Linked DNA regions of Homo sapiens: region 1 is linked to region 2. The links are chromatin contacts, found by Hi-C or POLR2A ChIA-PET in ENCODE. All regions are on one chromosome and are shown on one strand. Each heading gives the region's core, a stretch centred on a gene start or an enhancer-like site at or near the end of the contact. The rest is flanking DNA. Distances are from core to core; before and after follow the strand shown. Region 1 overlaps LOC105378669 (a long non-coding RNA gene). Region 2 has its middle 21 kb from the start of MFSD2A.

Region 1 (3,446 bases), core at 935-3,434, 80 kb after region 2:
TCTCGAGTAGCTGGGACTACAGGCGCCCGCCACCACGCCCGACTCATTTTTTGCATTTTTAGTAGAGACGAGGTTTCACTGTGTTAGTCAGGATGGTCTCGATCTCCTGGCCTCGTCATCCACCCGCCTTGGCCTCCCAAAGTGCTGGGATTACAGGCCTGAGCCACCGCGCCTGGCCTACGATCATTTAAAAAAAAAAAAAAAAAGTCTTGTTAAGAATGTTCAGGTCCCGTGTAGTGGCTCACGCCTGTAATCCCAGCACTTTGACAGGCCGAGGAGGGCGGATCACCTGAGGTCAGGAGTTCAAGACAAGCCCGGCCAACATGGTGAAACCCCGTCTCTACTAAAAATTCAAAAATTAGCCAGGTATGGTGGTATGTGCCTGTAATCCCAGCTACTTGGGAGACTGAGGCAGGAGAATTGCTGGAACCTGGGAGAGGGAGGTTGCAGTGAGCCAAGATTGTGCCACTGCACTGCAGCCTGGGCAACAGCGAGATTCCATCTCAAAAAAAAAAAAAAAAAAAAAGAATGTTCATAGCAGGTTGGGTGCAGTGGCTCACCCCTGTAATTCTAGCACTTTAGGAGGCAGAGGTATGCAGATAACATAGGCCCAGGAGTTCAAACCAGCCTGGCCAACATGGCGAAACCCTGTCTCTACTAAAACTACAAAAATTAGCCAGGCGTGCTGGTGCAAGCCTTTAATCTCAGTTACTCAGGAGGCTGAGGCATGAGAATCACATGAGCCTGGGAGGTGGAGGTTACAGTGAGCCAAGATTGCACCACTGCACTCCAGCCTGGGCAGCAAAGCAAGACTCTGTCTCAAAGAAAATTAAAAATTACGTTAAAAAAAGTTCATAGCAGCATTATTCATAAAACAACCCAAATGTCTATCAACTGATAAATGGATAAACAAAATGTGGTATATTCACAAATAAAATATTATACAGCCAAAAAGAGAGTACTGATATATGCTGCACCATGGACGAACCTTGAAGACATTATGCTTAGTGAAAGAAGCCAAACATGAAAGGCCACCTTTTAATGATTCCACTTGTATGAAATGTACAGAGTAGGCTAACTCATAGAGACAGAAAGTAGATCAGTGCTTGTGGGGTGAGAGGAACAGGGAATGACTGCTAATGGGTATGGAGCTTCTTTTTGGGGTAATGAAAAATTTCTGGAATTTGATAGTGGTGATATTTGCACAACCTTGTAAATATACTAAAAACCACTGAATTGTACGCTGAAAAGGGTGAATTTTATAGTATGTGAGTTATATTTCAATTAAAAAACCCAGAAATGATAGCAAACTGATTTCTATATTTATAGACCTTGGGCAACAAGCGTTTTGGTAACACCACCCAGCTTTGCATTTTCCACCAAAATGTTAAGCAAAAGAATTACTCAGAGGACAAGGAGAAAAAGCTGGCTATAAATTTTGAAACATAATTTTTAAAAATCTATATTGCATACAATGCTGATTATAAATATGCAATGTAAAGCTCTGCAAAATGCAAACAGTATCTAAATGTAAAATGTAGAAAGTTGCAGTTTCCTATAACCCTATTGTAGGGATTAATGTAATGCTAGCAGTTTAACAGATCAATCCTAACATCTCAAATGCCTAATAAGATAAGATTTTATCTTTTACCAGTGAAATCTAAAACAGAATTTTGCCCCTATCAACATGAAAGAATCAAAAGGATCAGCACCCATTTTTAAAGAGTTTATTCAGGCTGGGCACAGTGGCTCACACCAGTAATTCCAGCACTTTGGCAGACCAAGAAGGAGAATTGCTTAAAGCCAGGAGTTCAAGACTAGACTGGGCATCAAAGTGAGACTCTGTTTCTATTAAAAAAATTTTTTTAAGGCGTTTATTCCGTGAAAATGGGGTCAGTGAAATGGGGTCCGTGCTCTGATGTCAAAAGTTAAGGTCTTGTTTATAAAGGAAGAAAACAAAGAAATTTAACAGGATTATTTCTTATACAAAGCTGGTTTATGAATTAAAACAATTCAATTAGTTAATTTGTTTTCTTTTCCTTGTGGCTTGGTTTCATTTATTTTCTAATTTAAAAGAGTATATAATGTAACAGTCATGAAGGCTTTGTGTGAGAGAGGTAGGAAGGAAGTTAATCTGCAATGAAGATCAGCAGTGAAGTGGGACTAAAGGGAAGTACCCTTTAGTCATTTACAACATTTTACAAAATTATGTAGATAAGGAAGGAGGCTAATCTATAATCAGAGAAAAAATGTTTACAGTTTCCTAGGTTACAGCTGCCTGTCACATGACTCAAGTCTCATAAACACATTTCTTTAAAGCTCAAAATAATTTAATGTTCCAACAGCTTAGATTTTTTTCTTTTTTTTTTTTTTTTTGAGGCAGAGTCTTGCTCTCTTGCCCAGGCTAGCATGCAGTGGTGCAGTCTTGGCTCACTGCAACTTCCGCCTCCTGGGCTTAAGTGTTTCTCGTGCCCTAGCCTCCCAAGTAGCTGGGGCCACAGGCGTATGCCACCATGCCCGGCTAATTTTTTGTATTTTTAGTAGCGACGGGGTTTCACCCTGTTGGCCAGGCTGGTCTCGAACTCCTGACCTCAAATGATCCACCTGCCTTGGTTTCCCAAAGTGCTGGGGTTACAGGCGTGAGCCACTGCACCTGGCCCAATAGCTTAGATTTTGAATTACTTATTTTCACACCACTGATCAGTAAATTGCTCTTCTCCAAGCAATGATTCAGAGACCCAAGGTCATTCTATCTTCTGTCTTCATCTTGAACACACGACATTCAGAGTTGCCACAGAAGGAGAAAGAGCATGGAGAACTGTCCACGATTCCATTGGCCAGATCTCAGGCACACGGCCATAGTTATCTGCAAGAGAGACTGAGAAATGTAAGCTGATGAGTGGCCAGGCGGAAGAGGAAACAGATTTGTTGAACTTTTGGCCAGTCTCTGCCACACATTTCTCACCAACAACTCTGTCAATAGTTTATAGCAAAGTCCTCCACCTTTTTTTGGTATGCATATACTAATATATAATAACATTTTTAGGGAATCATGCTATGTATATTGGATACTATGGACTGGGTAGGCTGATTCAGATATGACCTGCGCTTATTTAGTCATCATCCATATACATTCAGAATTTAGAGTATACTGATTCAAACCTTGGTAACCTCAAGCGGGCATTACACATTGTTATTCAGATGTTTCTCATACTGACTCAGATGCTACTCAGCACGCTCTTACATGTAAGCCTGTGGGGATGGCCAGTCCCAAGTCCGAAGAATTGAGGAGGGTTTCATAGCTCTGCTGAGGTTTATCTCCCTATGAAGTTGCTTTCTTTACTCCTTCAAAAAAAATTCGTATTATCTGGCTTTTTATATTATATGTTGTTTTAATTTTAACCTCAGATGTGGTTAATTGTTCTCTGCATTTCATGGCACATTAC
Region 2 (3,122 bases), core at 543-3,042:
GAACTCCATCTCAAAAACAAAACAAAACAAAAACAGGTGGCCGGGTGCAGTGGCTCACGCCTGTAATTTCGGCACTTTGGGAAGCCGAGGCAGGCAGATAAGCTGAGGTCAGGAGTTTGAGACCAGCCTGGCCAACATAGTGAAACCTCATCTCTACTAAAAATACAAAAATTAGCTGGGTGTGGTGGTGTGTGCCAGTAATCCCAGTTACTTGGGAGGTTGAGGCAGGAGAATCGTTTGAACCTGGGAGGCAGAGGTTGCAGTCAGCTGAGATCATGCCACTGCACTCCAGCCTGGGCGACAAAGCGAGACTCCATCTCAAAAAAAAAAGAACAAAAACCAAAAACAGGTGACAGGCCAGGCGTGGTACCTCATGCCTGTAATCCCAACACTTTGGGAGGTGAAGGTGGTTAGATGGCTTGAGCCCAGGAGTTTGAGACCAGCCTGGGCAACATGGCAGGAGCTCGTCTTTACCAAAAATAGTATCCAAAAATTAGCTGGGCATGGTGGTGGGTACCTGTAGTCCCAGCTACTCAGGAGGCTGAGATGGGAGAATCGCTTGAGCCCAGGAGGCGAAGGTTGCATTAAGCTGTGATTGCACCACAGCACTCCAGCCTGGGCAACAGAGCAAGACACTGTCTCAATAAAAAACAAAAACAACTACAACAACAACAAAAAAAAAAACAGGTGACATGAGAAGGAATGCAGGTGTGAGTGAACAGAAGAGAATTTGACATTTTTCAGGGTGTGACCAGGCTACATCATGCCCAGGATAAAAAACAATTTCAGGCCAGGCATGGTGGCTCATGCCTGTAATCCCAGCACTTTGGAAGGCCGAGGCGGGCGGATCACTTGAAGTCAGGAGTTCAAGATCAGCCTGACCAACATGGTGAAACCCCATCTCTACTAAAAATACAAAAATTAGCTGGGCGTGGTGGCACGTGCCTGTAGTCCCAGCTACTTGGGATGCTGAGGCAGGAGAATCGTTTGAACCCGGGAGGCGGAGGTTGCAGTGAGCTGAGATCATGCCACTGCACTCCAGCCTGGGGGACGGAGCAAGACTCCGTCTCAAAAACAAAAAACAAAAAACACCCAATTTCACCAAATAGTGTTTTTCTGGCTCTGCAGGACCCTGCCTCCCTCAAATTCCTTCTGGAGAGCTCTGGGAATCCCAGAGGCTTTTCATATATGCAGAGAGAATTAGCTCATGAGGCCCCCTCCCCATTTTCCCCTTTTCCTGCTCCAGGTCTCAGTGGAGTTGACCCTTGTCAATGCCAATACCCACAGAGAGCCCTGCTGCTGGAGAAGCTTAAAGGGGGCCTGATGTGACTTCTGGTCTCTTCCTCGGTCTGCACTGAAGCCACGACTGCCCAAAGTCAAGGACACTAGTATTGAGGGAAGTAGTGGTCAAGGGCCCAGTGTTCTAGAATCAGGAGATCCAGGTTTCCAACCTGGCTCTGCAGTTCACTAGTTCTGTGACCTTAAGCAAGTTGATTAATTTCTCTGAGCCTCTGCTTCCTTATCTGCAGAGAGGAGGGTAATAAAGAACCTACCTCACGGGGTTGTTGTGAAGTTAGAATGAACAAATGCATGTACACCACTTAGCACGGTGCCTGGCATAGACAGAGTGGTTAACAAATGTTGGTGATTATGATTTTTATTATTATAGTCATTAATTCATTTAACAAGCAAGCTCTAGGCATTCTCCCACATGTACCCAGTACGTCAGCCAAAATGTATTTCCTGATATTTCCCAACATTTAACATGTTTCCTCATCCCGCTGTGGCTTTGCACATGTGGTTTGTTCTGCCTGGATTGCCCTTCACTCCCCATCTGCCTGGCAAACTTGCCCTTTGAGCCTCAGCTAACGCCTGGTCTCCTTGAGGCGCTTGCCTGGACCTCCCACACTGGATGAGACTCCTCCTCTGGTCTTGCGCATGACCAGGGCTCATTGCACAACCCCAGAGGAGACGAGTCATACGGACCCCCAGAGTTGTGCAATGTGGCAACTTTGCCCATATTTTTCCTCTGTTTTCTTCTATCATAATTTTTATCACACTCTTACTGCAATGATTTATTTACCTGTTGGTTTCTCCCTCAGACTCTGAACTCCTCGAGGACTCTGACACAGAGTCAGGGCTCAGTAAGTGCCTGCCTGAATGAAGGGATCCTGGCCCAGTTCCTGAACCCAGAAGCTGCAGCCTGGTCAGGGAGACAGAATGAATCAACGTGAGACATGTCAAGAACTGAGCATGACTAGAGGTTCACACCCCTGAGGCTTTCCTAGGAGAGACCAACAGAGCTGTAAGGGAGGATGTGGTGGTCAGAGTGGGAGACTGGAGTGGAGATGGAAAGAATGAGGAGGTACTTAGAAAATCCAATAGCGGTCGGGCGTGATGGCTCACGCCTGTAATCCCAGCACTTTGGGAGGCCGAGGCGAGCAGATCACCTGAGGTCAGGAGTTCGAGACCAGCCTGGCTAACATGGTGAAACCTCATCTCTACTAAAAATACAAAAAATTAGACGAGCATGATGGTGTGCACTTGTAATCCCAGCTACTCGGGAGGCTGAGGCAGGAGAATCACTTGAACCCAGGAGGTGGAGGTTGCAGTGAGCCGAGATTGCGCCATTGCATTCCAGCTTGGGCAAAAAGAATGAAACTCTGTCTCAAAAAAAAAAAAAAAAAGAGAAAAACCAATAGCTAACACTTCTGGATTGTTCTGCTTAGGGGTGGAAGAATTTCAGCCCCCTCCCCCATGATTTTCATCTGGTCTAAGGTAAAGAAAGTACATTTCAAAGCTCTTACAAGGACATTATGTATCCAGGGAGGGCCACTGTGGGTTGATGCTCTTTACTAGGCCCATTTTTTGCACAGGATAGGTGGAGGCACAGCCTGGAAGCAGGACAATGCACCCAGAGCATCTGACATCACCCTGAAAAATAATTTGAGTGTTAGCCCCACTGCAGGCAGGGATCAGACTATAGGGCTCTTAGGAAAATGTTTCTCTTCCTCAGGATGGATTTAGACTGCATCTTTGCTGAGAATAAACACTTGTCTTTTGTAAGGGTGTATGTGTCTGTATATTGGATCTGCATTTAAGCACCCTACGGTCATCCTCAC

What was found. A loop is a pair of places that touch in the nucleus more often than their neighbours do. ChIA-PET counts read pairs that join two places held with the same protein, here RNA polymerase II (POLR2A). Pooled maps may share reads with other maps.
Region 1: a pooled map shows a loop between it and region 2 (4-fold over the local background). The contact joins two enhancer-like sites. A Hi-C loop is called at or near these places in 2 of 168 maps with a recorded cell type or tissue (GM13976 and stomach) and 1 of 50 pooled maps. POLR2A ChIA-PET finds 5 or more read pairs at or near these places in 5 of 52 experiments (AG04450, GM12878, H1 and 2 more).

Annotation. Positions count from the first base shown.
Region 1 is chr1:40,012,192-40,015,637 of GRCh38, forward strand. It overlaps LOC105378669 (a long non-coding RNA gene), which reads right to left. Exons shown (of 3, transcript XR_001738013.3): 3 at 1,714-2,878. Among named protein-coding and RNA genes, the nearest start is that of CAP1, 27 kb to the right of the region's middle. RefSeq lists a silencer at 3,234-3,283. Within about 2 kb of position 2,185, at least 6 of the 41 ENCODE cell types and tissues checked have a DNase peak (open chromatin) inside an H3K27ac peak, as active enhancers do.
Region 2 is chr1:39,932,604-39,935,725 of GRCh38, forward strand. No RefSeq gene overlaps it. Among named protein-coding and RNA genes, the nearest start is that of MFSD2A, 21 kb to the right of the region's middle. Within about 2 kb of position 1,793, at least 13 of the 41 ENCODE cell types and tissues checked have a DNase peak (open chromatin) inside an H3K27ac peak, as active enhancers do.